Regions from separate parts of the Homo sapiens genome. Here region 2 is linked to region 1. Evidence: chromatin contacts called from ENCODE Hi-C or POLR2A ChIA-PET data. All regions are on one chromosome and are shown on one strand. The core of a region is the stretch at or near the end of the contact, and the rest is flanking DNA. Distances in the headings are between cores, read along the strand shown. Region 1 has its middle 13 kb from the start of MRPL33. Region 2 has its middle 44 kb from the start of FOSL2-AS1.

The links. A loop is a pair of places that touch in the nucleus more often than their neighbours do. ChIA-PET counts read pairs that join two places held with the same protein, here RNA polymerase II (POLR2A). Pooled maps may share reads with other maps.
Region 2: a map of sigmoid colon shows a loop between it and region 1 (2.3-fold over the local background). The contact joins two enhancer-like sites. A Hi-C loop is called at or near these places in 3 of 168 maps with a recorded cell type or tissue (ascending aorta, heart right ventricle and sigmoid colon) and 4 of 50 pooled maps. POLR2A ChIA-PET finds 5 or more read pairs at or near these places in 4 of 52 experiments (Caco-2, H1, HepG2 and 1 more).

Annotation. Positions count from the first base shown.
Region 1 is chr2:27,755,263-27,763,021 of GRCh38, forward strand. No RefSeq gene overlaps it. Among named protein-coding and RNA genes, the nearest start is that of MRPL33, 13 kb to the right of the region's middle. Within about 2 kb of position 1,794, at least 9 of the 41 ENCODE cell types and tissues checked have a DNase peak (open chromatin) inside an H3K27ac peak, as active enhancers do.
Region 2 is chr2:28,434,519-28,442,457 of GRCh38, forward strand. No RefSeq gene overlaps it. Among named protein-coding and RNA genes, the nearest start is that of FOSL2-AS1, 44 kb to the left of the region's middle. RefSeq lists an enhancer at 5,364-5,863. Within about 2 kb of position 2,278, at least 8 of the 41 ENCODE cell types and tissues checked have a DNase peak (open chromatin) inside an H3K27ac peak, as active enhancers do.

The sequences.
Region 1 (7,759 bases), core at 544-3,043:
GTGTTGTCAGAGTACAGCCTTGAATCAGAAAGGTGGTTAGAAGAATTTTAATCACCCAGGAGCTTGGCATCAACATAAGAACATGGCTGATACTCAAGTCCAGAGAGACTAGGAGAACTGGGGAGTTTCAGAAGTTGGTCAAAGAACGTGTTGCCTTTGGCAAAACCACACGTGTCAAACAATCCGAGTGTCTAATCAATCTGTATCGCTCTCAGAGAGACTTTCAGCACAAGGTTTCAGAAGCCAGGAAAAGCCTAATAATGTAGGACATCAGGTGTCCCCAGCAACCCTGGGGTGAAAAGCCAAAGAAGGTGGTTCTTAAACAAGGGCTTGGCCAGGCCCAGTGGCTCACACCTGTAATCCCAGCACTTTGGGAGGCCAAGACGGGCAGATCATGAGGTCATGAGATCGAGACCATCCTGGCTAAAACGGTGAAACCCCGTCTCTACTAAAAATACAAAAAATTAGGTGGGCATGGTGGCGGGCGCCTGTAGTCCCAGCTACTCGGGAGGCTGAGGCAGGAGAATGGTGTGAACCCGGGAGGCGGAGCTTGCAGTGAGCCGAGATCGCGCCATTGCACTCCAGCCTGGGTGACAGAGCGAGACTCCGTCTCAAAACAAACAAACAAACAAACAACAAGGGCTCTGGGAAGACCGGAAGCCAATGTCGACTCCTCCTCAGTTGAAGGTCACCGAGGCTGCATTTCTCAGCTGCAAGTGACCAGGGAAGCTGACCACCCCTTAGATGATCAGTGGAACAACATGTTGATAAGAATATGTGTGTAAAGTTGTGTGCAGTTACGGTTTCTGTGCCTTTTAAATCAATACACATTGTCTCAACCTAGTACCCTGGAGTCCCATGTCAACACCTTCTGCTGATGGCTGCTTTCTTGACCCATTCTGAGCACCCCAAAGTGGGCCTGGTAATTGAGTTCAACCGGGAACCTGCTGACCTGCCTCAGCAGTCTTGGAACTTCCCAGGATCCCAGGGGGCTTGGAAGCCTGGGGACCACCCAGGCGTGGATTAGGATTCCTGGACTGCTCCAGCATGGGCCCCTCTCCCTCCCCACAGTCAGCACCTGTCCCATCTCAGCCTGAAATTGGCCTGCTTTCCTCCAAGACTTGGATCGAAAGACTCTTCTGCACATGTTCAAAATGTATTTCAACTCCTTAGAGTCTCCTAAGCCTCCCATTGCCAAGCCCCTGTGACTTCACAGACACTGAGCACTCATCTCTGGTGCTGTCTTCTACCCAAAGAGTGGCCACATCTGAACATGCTGGTCCTTTAGCTCTCTGTTGTGCAGGAGTGAGGAGACACGGGCTGTAGTCTCAGCATGCTGATGCAGTCTAGCTGTGGGCCCTTCGGCAGGTCACTTTACTTCTCTGGGCCTCAGTTTTATCATGTGTAAAATGAGAATGTTGCTTTAGATGCCCTCTGAGATCTTCCAACTCTAACATTCTGAGATTCTGGGGGCCGCCCTGGCCGAAACAGGTTCAGAGGTGCTGCACATCACCCCACACATAGCCATGAGGACATAGGAGAGAGTCCATGTAGTGTCAGGACAGTGGGGAAGACCCTGGGGCAGATGAATACTTTTCTTTCATGGACTTCGATTTGAGGAGAGCCTGTTGGGTGGGTCCTGGCTGGAAAGAGTGAAACAGCCTCCCTCAGACTCCCCCTGTGCTTGAGTGGTTGCCTCACAGGCTGTCACTTAACCCTCCTCACCACTTCCCAGGGTGGGAAAGGGAAGGGCAGACGGGGAACAGCTGATGAAATAGGCAGACACAAGCGTGTGTTCCTCAAAGACAAAGCCAAGGTCAACAGAGCTGGGCCAACTTGGGCTGCAGCTGCAGGCCCTGCTCTTTGCAGAGTTTCAGCTTCCTCTTCTTGACTCTCTCCTAATAATTTAAATGGGGTTCTTTCTCAGAGCACCAGAGCCAATGGTTGATACTTTGTGTTAGAATTTACCCACAACTATCCACTTGTGTTGCTCTTTAACCTGAAGCCAAAGAGAATGTCCTTGGCTGCTGGGAATGTGTGCAGTGAGGGCACCCAGGAGTGGGATGGTTGTTCTGAGCCTGTGCTCCCACCAGACCATACTTTCTGTGTGCTCTTCCAGGAGGAAATGGATCCAGCCAGAAGGATCAGAGAGTGTCAGAAGATCTGGAAACTTCCTCCGTAGGGCCAAAGCCTCAAAATATGCCATTCTATTCTGGGGAATGCCATTTCTATTCAGGGCTCCATCCATCAAATGGAAATGGGACTCTAGGCTACTTTCCCATCTCCCAGGAATTTGGATGCCTAGAACACAACAATTCTTTTAATCTTCTAAGTTAAAAAAAAAAAATTCGGGGACAGGTGCAGTGGTTCACTCTTGTAATCCCAGCAGTTTGGGAGGCCGAGGTGGGCAGATCACTTGAGGCTAGGAGTTGAAGGCCAGCCTGGGCAACATAGTAAGACCCTATCTCTCAAAAAAAAAAAAAAAACAAAAAAAACAACAGTTGGGTGTGGTGTTTCATGCCTGTAGTCCCGGTTACTTGGGAGGCTGAGGTGGGAGGATCATCTGAGCCCAGGGAGATTGAGGCTGCATGCAGTGAGCCATCATTGCACCACTGCACTCCAGCCTGGGCAACAGAGTGAGACCCAGCCAAAAAAAAAAAAAAAAAAAGATTCTATAAGGGGGAAAAAGACAAGGCGTATCAAGTCCTTGACAATAAGAAAATTGCTAAATATTGCACTCAAACTAGCTTAATAATGAACAACTATACCTTCATCATAAGTTGCAAAGAACTTTGTCATACTAAATTCATACTTCGACACTGTATATTCACTCAAAAGGCTTTATAAAGAAAGTGCAAATATAGTTAGACCCCCAAATCAGTCATAATCATCATAATTTACTGAATACTTATCAAGTGCCAGGCCCTGTACTAGGTGACTTAAATGAATTATCATATTTCATCCTCACAAGAACCCTATGAGACTGAATCTATTATTATCCCAATTTTATAGATAGAGACACTGAGGCACAGAGGTTTTTTTTGTTTGCTTGTTTGTTTTTTTTTTTTTTGAGACAGAGTCTTGCTCCATTGCCCAGGCTGGAGTGCAGTGGCATGATCTCAGCTCACTGCAACCTCTGCCTCCCTGGACCAAGTGATTCTCTGAGGCACAGAGGTTTAAATAACTTGTCCAGGCAGGGCGTGGTAATCCCAGGAGTTTGGGAGGCCGAAGCCAGCAGATCATGAGGTCAAGAGATGGAGAGCAACCTGGTCAACATGGGGAAACCCCATCTCTACTAAAAATAAAGAAATTAGCCGGGTGTGGTGGCGCGCACCTATAATCCCAGCTACTCGGGAGGCTGAGGCAGGGGAATTGCTTGAATCAGAGAGGCAGAGGTTGCAGTGAGCCAGGATTGTGCCGCTGTACTCCAGCCTGGTGACAGAGCGAGACTGCATCTCAAAACAAAGCAGAACAGAACAAAACAAAACAAAACAAAACAAAACAAAAACAACTTCTCCAAGGACAGAGAGCTAGTAAGTGATAGAGCCACGGTATCGAGCTGGTTTCCCTGACTTTGGAGCCTGTGCTCATAACCAGCTGAAAACTTCACATACACAAATAGAGAATTTAGGGGGACAGAATCCTTAAAAATACAAAAGGTTCGCTAGAATGTTCTCTAAACCCCAAATTCCCCCATAATTTCAGTAAATAAGACCTATGGCCAGGCACCGTGTGGCTCATGGCTGTAATTTTAACACTTTGGGAGGCCAAGCTGGGAGGATCACTTGAGCCCAGGAGTTCAAGACCAGTCTGGTTAACATAGTTAGGCCCTGTCTCTACAAAAAATTTTTTAAAAATTAGCTGGGTGTGGTGGCACATGCCTGCAGTCCCAGCTCCTTGGGAGGCTGAGATAGGAGGATGGCTTGAGCCCAGGAGTTCAGGTCTGCAGTGTGCCAAGATGGCACCACTGCACTCCAGCCTGGACAGCAAAGTGGGACCTTGTCTCAAACAAAAAACAAACAAACCACCATAATTTTCTTTTCTTTTTTTTAATTTATTTTGAGATGGAGTCTTGCTCTGTTGCCTAGGCTGGAGTGCAGTGGTACCATCTTGGCTCACTGCAACCTCTGCCTCCTGGGTTCAAGCAATTCTCCTGCCACAGCCTCTCAAGCAGCTGGGATTAAAGGCATGTGCCACCATGCCCGGCTAGTTTTGGTATTTTCAGTAGAGATGGGGTTTCACCATGTTGGCTAGGCTGGTCTTAAACTCCTGACCTCAAGTGATCCGCCCACCTTAGCCTCCCAAAGTGCTGAGATTACAGGCGTGAGCCACTGTGCCCAGCCCATAATTTTATTTTCTAAAATTTGTCTTAAGGAACATACATTTTGAATGCAACATATAGATTTTTGCTTTGTGGGAAGGCACACACCTAAACCTTTCACCTAGTCGGTTAATTCTGATATGATTAATTCTGTTAATAATGAACGATTGACTTATTTTCTTATTGGTTTTGAATAACCACATTCAGAAAGGAGCCTAGGCAAGGTGGTTTATAATTTAAGTATGAATCTTCTAATTACACATTTGTTTGTATATGTTCATGCATAATCAAATTGAATCAAATGGACAGCCTGAAAAATGAGATTATAGTGTTAGCATGGTAGAGCAGGAGTTGGGGGCATTCTTCTTGCATCAGCCATCAACTTGATTTATAGATGTTTTATCTCATTAACCTTTAAGTCATAGAGCTAATTAGTGGCTCTGGGAACTGCAAAACACACTTGAAGCAATCACGTAGCTCTTTAACTTCGTCATGCACCAAATTAAACTGGACCCAATTATTCCAAATCATAGAAGACATCTTTTGAAAGACTTTGCCTCCTTCATTTCAAATGGCTCACTGGGATGAATATCATACTTGATGAGAACCCAGATTTCCTCTTCTAGCTGCATGCCATATTGTGTTAAAACCATCTGAATTCTTCAAAAGTTCTTGCTTCACAAAGAGACACATATATGCATTTGGTGTGATTATTCCTTTTTGGGTAAAGTTGTCCCAGGACCCTATGGAGGGTGTCACCCTGAGGATAGCACTGCTGACCTTCCACCTGCAGCTGGGGATCAGGGCAGCCATGCTGGAACCCAGATTGTTCAGGAGGCTGCCATCTTGAAAAGGGAGATGGTCCCTTGGCACTAATAGACCTATAGACATCCTTTTGTTTTCACTTCCCTGTTCTCATTTCTGGGATAGAAGCCCTCACAAAACTGTGACAAAGACCCAGACCCTGAAGCCTGAGTAGATACAGCCTTTCTTCTCTTTCCAGCCTTCTGATGGGAGGATTTTGAACTTCTTGGCTCCCTGTTCCTTGTGGCTGAATTAAAGTAATGGCTAGGGCCAGGTGCGGTGGCTTACGCCTGTTATCCCAGAACTTTGGGAGGCCGAGATGGGTGGATCACTTGAGGTCGGGACTTCCAGACCAGCCTGTCCAACATGATGAAACCTTGTCTCTACTAAAAATACAAAAATGAGTCAGATGTGCTGGCACACACCTGTAATCCCAGCTACTCGGGAGGCTGAGGCAGGAGAATTGTTTGAACTTGGGAGGTGGAGGTTGCAGTGAGCCCAAGATTGCGCCACTGCACTCCATCCTGGGCAACAGAGCGAGACTATGTCTCAAAAAAAAAAAAAAGTAATGACTAGGATGATATGATGACAGAAATCTAACAGGCTAATTAATTTACATAAGGAAGGGCATAAAGCTACTTTCTGGATGGATAATGGGCTGGGTGCAGTTGTTGAGTGGACTTTGGGTAAGAAAGTCCACTCTCCAAGACGCTTAGTAAAGACTTACATTGTTTTTAGGGCATTTGGAGTTCAACTTATGTTTCTTTTGAATAGGACACCAAACAAGATGAACCTTCATAAGGGAGGAAGAAGGCTCAGGCTTATTCAAGTTACATTTCAAATAATTTCCTGATAGAGGAAAGGGATTTGGGCAGAAACCCCTAAGATGATGACTTACAGTGGGGTTTTCTGAATTCTCATGTTCTTAGAACAGGACTGTGAAGGGTAGGAAGCAGAGGCCTGTGGGGTGCAGTCTTATCAGATTGGGGGCCTTCACCTCCACTGGACATGTGGGTAAAGCTGAGGTTTCTTTTGGGCCTAATTTCTCATGAAGAACAAGTCCCAGTGTCAGGGGACACCAAACTTTAATTTCTTTCTTGGATTTAGTTTGAAAATGGACTAGATTGTTAACATACAGAAGAATTTTTGTGTGGGTTCTTGCTCCTTAAATGCCAAACTGATGTTCTAATGCCTTTTGACATGTCTCCTGCAGAGTGACTCAGCCCTGGCCTCATGGACCCTCCACAGGCTCTCCCTCCCTCAAGGGTGCAGGTGTGTCCCCACCTCGGATTGGAGGCCAGGAAACTAACCACAATCTCCTGGCTATGAGACCTGGCCCCTGCCTTGGAGGCAAAACAGGGTGAAATACAGGCAGGCAGGATCCCAAACCACAGAAGCTCAAGTTAGGTCATTCTTGTGAACATGACAACTCGCTGTCTCTCTAGGTCAACAAAAAGAGACATAGATCCATTTGAAAATGGACTTAAAAGACTAACAATGTGGCCAGGTGCAGTGGCTCATGCTTGTAATCCCAGCACGCTGGGAGGCCGAGGCGGGTGGATCACCTGAGGTCAGGGGTTTGAGACCAGCCTAGCCAACATGGTGAAACCCCGTCTCTACTAAAAATAAAAAAATTTAGCCAGGCGTGGTGATGGACGCCTGTAATTCCAGCTACTTGGGAGGCTGAGGCAGGAGAATCTCTTGAACCCGGGAGGCAGAGGTTGCAGTGAGCCGAGATCACATCATTGCACTCCAGCCTGGGCAACAAGAGTGAAACTCCGTCTCAAAAACAAAAACAAACAACAAACAAACAAAAAACCTAAGAATGTGCATGATTATTATTGCCATTGAGTGCCATTCCAAAGCAATTGAGAAAGTTAATTAGCTGTTCCTTTACAGAAGCCAACAGAGGTGCTAGAGGACATTTGTGCTCTCTATAGCAGGAATGTTGAGTACAAGGAGTTTAAATCACTTATCCAACAGCCAGTGAGTACAATGTTAGATTCTTGTTCCCTATTCACATGCAGCTGGCATCTTTGGGGGAACTGCACACTGGGCAGGAACCATCTTTCAAAGCCCCTGGAGAAGCTGCAGAGGCACTTGCAGGATGATCCCTCTCTGGGACAGGCTCTCTGAGACAGTTAGAAATGAAGTTGAGGTGCCGGGGGGGCAGTGACTCACGCCTGTAATCCCAGCACTTTGGGAGGCTGAGGTGGGTGGATTGCTTGAGGCCAGGAATTCGAGACCAGCCTGGCCAGCATGGTGAAACCCTATCTCTACTAAAAATACAAAAAATTAGCCGGGCATGGTGGCACACGCCTGTAGTCCTAGCTACTCAGGAGGCTGAGGCAGGAGAATCGCTTGAATCTGGGAGGTGGAGGTTGCAGTGAGCCGAGATCGTGCCACTGCACTCCAGCCTGGGTGACACAGTGAGACTCCCTCTCAAAAAAAAAAAAAAAAGAAAAAAGAAAAAAGAAATGAGGTTGAGAATCAGGATCAGTGCAGAGGAAAGAGTAATGGAAAATTACTACTCCTCTGAAATAATAATTCTTGGGAACTTTGACATGGCTGGTGTGGCTCTGAATGTGGTCATTTTTCCTTAAACATGGGATCCAGCCCAAGGCAGAAGTAGAT
Region 2 (7,939 bases), core at 1,028-3,527, 680 kb after region 1:
GATCCTAGAAAGCTTGGGGTGTCCCTATTACATTGCTGGGATGCTACTATCAAATCCCTGCACCTGAAATTCCAGGTTCCAGATTCGGGTACTCAGATGTCCCAAGAGAACTCCTCCCAGCATGAAAGATCTGTCCAGTCCAGCTGCAAAGGAGAGATGGCCAGTGACCTGCCAACTGTCTCCTGGATGCAGGTGGCCGGCCAGAACACATGGCCAAGACAGGGCTTGCCTCCACCCACCTCACAACTCATTTTGTTTACTGTGATGAAGAGGACAGCTGCCGATGGGGCCCAGGCAGGTCTCTGGCTGGCCGCCCAAATCAATGGGAATGTCCAAATTGTTTTTCAGGGAGAGCAGAGAGTGAAGGCTTCAAAGCGCTCAGCCCTCAGAGTGTGGAGCTCCAGAAGTTCCTTCCTGTGTCAGCCTTTTGGCTTGCTGTGGCCCAAGGACTAACACACACATGTACACACACACACACACACACACACACACACACACACACACACACACACCCTGCTTCTTGACTCCTTCTCCCAACTCCATTCCAGTCGTTAACAGCAGAAGGTAGAGACACTCTGACAACTCCATCCTGATTAAACATGCCCCATAGAAGGGCATCAGGAGTCTGAATAGAAGCTGAAATAGTTCCTGTTTCAGATCATGGGCTCTTGGCAAATAAGTGGCACCCCTGGCATAAAGAAGTGTGAATATCTTTCACCCCATTCTTCCCACTCAACTATCCAGTGGTTGAATTTCCTCTATAACATTCCTAGGACAGAATGGTTACCCAGGCTTTGCTTGAACTCCCCCAGTGATGGGGAGCTTACCACCTTCCAAAGTAACATACCTGGCAATTCTTGAGGCAGGAGGGTTCGTTCTTACCCTGGTCCTTCCTTATGCCATCCCATCTGTTTCCTGCTTGGTCGCCACAGGTGACCGTATTTGAAGACAGCTAACAGCTCTGTTTCTTTATGAGGAAACAGTGCGGGGTTTAGCAGGAGGATATAAATTCAGTCATTTCACACTTTAGGGAAGGTTTTCCCTGAGTTTCTGACCCACTACAGAGAGGCCATCCTTCTCTGTGGGCCCACATGTGGGCCCAGGACAACAGTGGAATGGATCTCTGGGCCCTTTTGACTGTAGACCACATAGCCTCGCTAGCTGGGAGGGACTCAGCCCACTGTCTGGGTGCTGGTGGAGCTTTTCTGGGTCCCTAGGGCCTGGAGAGAGGGACTCCATGCTCTGAAGAGAATGCTGTACTTGGAATCTGACCTCCAGACTAGCAGGCCTGTTTCTTTCTACTTCCCAGTTGGGATCTTGTAAGCAAGCTGCTGAAACTCCCTGAGCTTTAGTTTTCTCATCTATGAAATGGAGAAATATCTATTGTCTTTTTATGAGGATCGGATGACATCACTTATGGGAAAATACCTTATAAACCAAAACACAGTCTACAAATGATTAACCAGTCTAAATGGTAAGTGAAGGAGCTTGTGGAGTTTGGAGCTTGGAATTTCTTTGTCCCAAGTCTTGCTGGTGGGTGAATGTCTGGAGCAGAGTTGGTTTTAGGAGGACTTTGGATTCTTCTTCAAGCCTTGTGGATGTTTCCTGGTACCCCGGGGTTCCCCAGTGCAGGGCTCAGACCTGTTCATCCTGCGTGACCCCTGGCCCACATAAGGCCTCTCTGTGAGGGGACTCTAGGTCCAAACCCACAAGATCAAGTTTGGGGTGGAGGTCAGGCAGGTGGAGCCAGACGGGGCCTTCTGTTCTCCTCCCCTCTCAGGTGCCCCAGGGCTGCCAGCCCAGATCTGCACCTGCACAACCTCTGTTCATTGCGGCCCGCCATCACTCCCTGCCCAGCCTTTAATTTAGACAGAGGTGAATTCTAATCCCCTAATTAGAATGGACTTTAATGAGAGGAGCAATGGAGGGATCGGGAGTCGGGGAACCCAGACTAATGACAGTGGAGGAACTCTGAAGTGAGAGGATCTCTTTTAATCCAACCCCCTCATTGAACAGATGAGGCCCCAGGAGTGGGCAGAGGCCGGGCTAGCTGGTTCCCCTGGAGTCTCCTGTCTGAGCCAGGGCTCTCCCCTGCAGCCTGCTGCTTCTCGTGGTCTCTCTGTGCAGACTCCTAGCCTTCAAGCCTGCGGTCGTGGCTCTAGCCTGGCTCTCTGGATGGGCCGAGTCCCGTGACCGGGTGGGGATGGCCGCAGCCCTCGCCCTCCTGGAATCACAGGAGCAGGAAGGGCAGGAGCCTCCATAAATAGCAGCGTGTTGCCACCTGCCCAACCCCAATCCGGTTCATCCTGACTTAGCAGAAGCACTCGTGAGATGTCCTCCCAGGCAGGGATGGGCCAGGCAGCCTGTGCTTCCTCATGCCACACGGTGCCCCGAGGGTGGGAGTGCTGCAAACAAAGGGCATCCTGCCAAAGGGCCTTGGAGCGGGCAGGTAGTGCGGCAGCCCCTGAGGAGGAAGGAGAGCGAGGTCTGGATTTTCTGGGGGTGGGTGGTGTGAGCTAAGGTGGGGGGCAGGCAGCTTGTTTCAGGCAGGGCACAGGCCCACCCCGAGGTGGCAGCGTGGATCCCAGGGTGGGGGTGGGGGGAGGCGGGCAGCCGCACAGGCCGGCAGGGTCCTCTGCCCAGGTGTGGGGAAGGTGCTGGGCTATGCCTGGCAGCCTCCTCTCTCTCCATCTCCAACTGCCCTGTCCTCTCTGCCTGGGCTCCCAGCTATAAAGCAGGAACAAGCCTCATCCCTTACCTGCCTGAGGGGACATTGAGCAGGAGTGAGATAATGTCTGCTGCAGCTCAGCCTTCCACTGAACGAGGCAGTCTCTAGACGGAGTCTAATTTTACTGCCTAGAGCTCAGCCAGCTCCCTCTGGGGGCCCCTTGCTGCTCCCTGGCCCCTTCTGCAGGATCCACAGGCCCAACCTTGGCTTGGCTGTGGGAGGATCCCGAGGGCCAGCGCCCAGCTCTTGGGCCCGAGGCCTGGGCCTAGATTCATTCTTTCATAGCCCATTGTTCAGGGTTCAAGGAGCCGCCCACCCACCCGCCCCTGGCATTCTGGTTAAACCAGGAGTCTGGGCGGCCAGGCGTGGCCTGGGCCTAATGAGCAGGGTGTGCCCGGAGGAGTTGTTAGGAGCAGGGCGACAGCTGTGGGCAGGTTCCTACCCACCACGTGGGCGGGTGGCTTGCACAACAGCCCCCTGCGCGTTGGCGTGCTGCACGGCATTCTTGCCATGTGTTTATTTTTTAAAAACAAATGCTCAACGTTGGTGGGAGTGGTGAAGATATTTCTAAATGTTTCAAAGACATTGTGTTAACATGTTTTAAACCCCGAAGTCTATTGTCTTAGGAAAGTTGGTGCAAGTCTGTAGGATTTCCACCAGTCACAAAGAAGGCAGAATGCCAAAATCATAACAGGTAACCCCTTCCCCATGATTTTCAAAAGGAGGAATCTTCCAGAGTCACTTGGGGATTATGGGCAGGTGGCCCCACCAGGGCCGTCCTCCATGCCTGGTCTGTGGAGGAGGAGCTCCCTGCTCTCAGGGCAAACACAAGTGCATCCCAGCCGCTGGTTTCCTCTCCTGGGCTTGTTGACAGGAGGGTGGAATTCCAGGCCTGCTTGGTTTTCATGCATGGGGCTGTTAACTAGGATCCCTGGCAGCTCGAGGAGTTTTGGACCAAATCAATCCTCCAAGTAATGACCAGGCGAACTCAAGGCACTGTCTGTGTGTCACTGTGTATCTGGGACAGCCTTTGCTGTATTTGAGAGAAGCCGGTCTCCTGCCTTGCAGCAGAGCGTAGTTTGGTTGGTAGTTGGGGGTGGGTCATCCTGTTGTTGAAGTACCTCTTTGTGCCCCTGGAGACTTGCATTCTGGGTCCTGCTGTTAGTTGGGAGGTTTCCAGCTTAGAAACATTGTGGTCATCAGACGCCTTAATGGGAAAGCTGTAGCGAGGACAAGGGCAGGTGGGCCTAAGAAGAAGAGAGGTTGGAAGGATGTATCCTCGCATTCCAGATGGATGCCGCACAGGTCTAACAGCACAGAGGGAGAATCTGGAAACACCAGACTGCAGAGTTGGGTGGGACCCAGCATGGAGGGTGTTCCTCTAGTATCTCTGTCCAATATCATAATCGCCCAGGCCGCAGTGAGAGCATGGGCTAAAATTCACGCAGTCATTTCCTTCATGAGATAGCTTTGCAGATCACTGTGGTTGACTCGTGGGATACAGAAAGGTCAAGCCATTCTTGAAAGATCTCTTGTCAACACAACATCCCATCTAGCTCGAGTTCAGATCTCTTATGTGAGCCCCTGACGCTGCGGACCTGCCCCCCCGGCCATCACTCATCCAGCCTTCACAGGGCAGCAGGTGGCCACCATCTCCTCGGCTGAAAATGCCCTTGGAATGAAATGTACACCTCTTCAGTGCCCCCAACCCCTCCCTCCCTCACCGCTCCCATCTAAGCCACTCACTGTGCTCCGGACAAAATGGCCTCCTGCAGGCTGTTGCACATGATATGCTAAGCCTTCCCTTCCGTCTGCCTCTGCAATACACTGTCATTGCTATTCTTATCCCTATTTTTCCTATTTATTTCAGAAAAATTAAAATCCTACCTTCCCTGTTCTGGAAAGCATTCTTGCACCATGCCCTTCAAGACTGACTCAGTGGAGGGGGCTGCTGGAAGGAGCTGGAAGTTATATTGTTAGGGAGGGGACAGCCATGAGTTGGGAGGTCAGAATAGAAAATCTAAAAGTATTTTCAGTCTTGCAAGTAAGACAACTATCTATTGTGACGAAAAGAGTGACGTCACTTAGTGTGAGACCTTGGGCAAGTTCACCCCGCTTTCTGAGCCTCAAATTCCCCATCTCCAAATTGGGAACCATGAATCCCACCTCTCAGGGGCTTGTGAGGACCCACGGATGTGACCCTCATGAAAGTCTGGACCTGACACGAGGGAGATACATCATGAGCATCAGCCCTCCTTCCCCATCCCACAGGCCAGGAGCATCTGTCAGTGCCCCAGTGCTGACTCTCCAGGGCACTCTTCGGACTGAGGAGGAGGCAGAGGGCCTCATCAGCGGGGGCAGGGGGACCAGGAGGACTGGATGTTAACAAATTGCCCAGCACCAGTGGCCGTCATGTTTGTTTCTTAATTAGGCCGAGTTAATGAATGTCGTGGCTCGTGATTCACTGCTTTGGAGGATATATCCCTTTCTGTTTGCCTTCCTCTCACCTGGGCCTGACAGCTGCCACCCCCACGCCACCACCCTCCACACTCCTCTGCCACACAGCAGGCCTTGGAGTCAGCCCACCTGCCGGAGGGGGTGGCCATACTCAGTCTTGGGCCCCCAGCCCTGCTCCATCAGGGTTCCTGGACTGGCAGAGCCAGAGGGGACAATGGAGAGCCCCCATCAGTGCTGAGGAACTCAGCGTAGAACGCCCTGAGCTAGGCCCTCCCCTGAGCCCCGCTTTACTTTCACAGGTGGCAGGGCGGGCAACGGCCGCACGGGTGTTAGCAACAGAGTCCAGGCCAGCGGGCTGAGGCCCTGGACAGGTGTCGGGAGCCAGACTCATGACGCTTCCCCCACCTGCCCCCTTCCCTCTGCCCGCTACAGACAACACACGCCTGAAGCAGGGCTGAGCCCTGGGCGCAGTGGATAAGGCCTCTCCTTTTCGTCCATACAAACCTCTAGGGGACTTGCCATGCTTGTGGGGAGCCAGGTTGTCAGAAAATGGGCTCATGGGTGAGGTCTCCTGAAACTTCTAGCTTCTCCTGGGAGACCAGGGAGGGCAGAGATTTTAAAGTTTAAAAGGGTCCACATGTTCCTCAGTCTGAGAACCAGGCAGTCCTACGGAGAGGCCAGGGCTCAGCACTCACTCACTTCTTCAATGCCACCTTCCATACCCACTGTTTAAGAAGTCACCACCTTGGGCCTGAGCTGGGGGTGCTGTAGAGTGGAGCAGGGGCAAGCTGAGGGGGACAGAGGTCTAGCGGCAATTCTGGTGGAGAGTAAGCTCAACCTCTGGACAACCCAAAGACATTTCCTCCATGTGCCTTCCTCCAATGCCACTTTTTATTTTCTGAATTGTCTGCAAGGAGAGTGAGATGTTGGGCACTGCAGCCAGAAAGACCTTGTCCTCTGCCTGGGACAGAGGGAAGGACGGGCCAGAACCAACATCCTTGTCAGGGAGACTCAGGGCAACTGGGACCGAAGAGCTTCAGGGTTCAGCGTCCCCACCGGCTGGCCCCTCCACCAAGCAGGTTTGCAGGAAGACAGCATGACGCAGGAGGAACACAGTCACCTTAAAAGGCACCTGTTGACTCCCTAAGGTGCCTGGGCTCAGGGTGTGGGGTGGGGATGGGGGAGGGAAAAAGTGAAAAAGATCCAATATGGAGACACAAGAAACCAGGCTCTTTGGGAAGAAATTCATCAGGAAGTAGTTCTGGAACGTCTTTCTCCCAGTAAGCAGCACAAGCCATGCAGGCATTTGGAGGGGAGAACTTCTGCCCTCCAAACCCATGATGGTGCCATATGGAAAGTGATGATGCCACTGGAAGGCACCAATTGCCACTGGACAGGACACTGTGGTGTCTTGAGAGCAAGAGCACCAGCCTGTTTTTTATTTTATTTTATTTATTTTATTTTATTCTGGTTAACTATATAAAAGATTTATCTTGCCTCTTTTATTTTAATAAACTAGATAAATATTGTATTAAGAAATCAAGTTGTTGGCTGGGTGCAGTGGCTCACACCTGTAATCCCAACACTTTGGGAGGCGAAGGTAGGCAGATCACCTGAGGTCAGGAGTTCGAGACCAGCCTGGCCAACATGGTGAAACCCTGTCTCTACTAAAAGTACAAAAATTAGCTGGATGTGGTGGTGCACACTTGTAATCCCAGCTACTCGGGAGGCTGAGGCAGGCGAATCGCTTGAACCCAGGAGGTGGAGGTTGCAGTGAGCCGAGATCGTACCACTGCACTCTAGCCTGGGCGACAGAGGGAAACTCCGTCTCAAAAAAAAAAAAAAAAAAAAAAAAAGAAATCAAGTTGTTTGTGTTTAAATACTCACGAGTAAGGTTTGTTAGGTTTTATGTGCTAGCATTTTTTAAAATTTTTTATTTTTAAAATGTAATAAAATACACATAACATAAAATGTACTATCTCTTCCATCTTAAGAGTACAGTTCAGTCACATTAAGTATATTCACATTGTATGCAACCAATCGCTTTTTCATCTTAGGAAACTGAAACTCTGTACCCATTAAACAAAAACTCCCCATTTTCCCCTCTCTTCTGCCCCTGGCAACTGTTTTTGTGTGTGTGTGTTTTATTTGTTTTTTTGTTTGTTTGTTTGTTTTTGAGGTGTACTCTAGAGACACTGAGATGCGTCGATCTTAAGTGTAAAACTCACTGAGTTTTGACAGACGTGTACACCCATGCAACCACAATTCCAATCAAGATATAGCATATTTGCTTCACTCCACTAGGTTGCCTTTTTACCTTCTTCATCAATCTCCAACCCCACCCTGAGGCAACCAACGTTCTGATTTCTATCATCACAGATCCTTTTTGGAATCATCTCATATGCACTCTTTTGTGTTGGCTTCTTTCTTCCACACAGTGTTGACATTTGTCCATGTTGCATTGTTTGTTCATTTTTATTGTTCAGTAGTGTTCCATTGTATGAAGAAACCACAATGTATTTATCTACTTATCTACCTGTTCATGGTCATGTGGGTAATTTCCAATTTTTGCTAATAAAGGAATAAAACTGCTATGGATATTTTTGGACAAGTTGTTTTTTGGGTGAAAATCTGTTTTTATTTCTCTTGGGGCAATACTTGGTTGTGGAATTGGTGAATCATAGGGTTGGTGTATGTTTAACTTTCTAAGAATCTGCCAAACTGTTTTCCAAAATGGTTGTACCATTTTGTGCC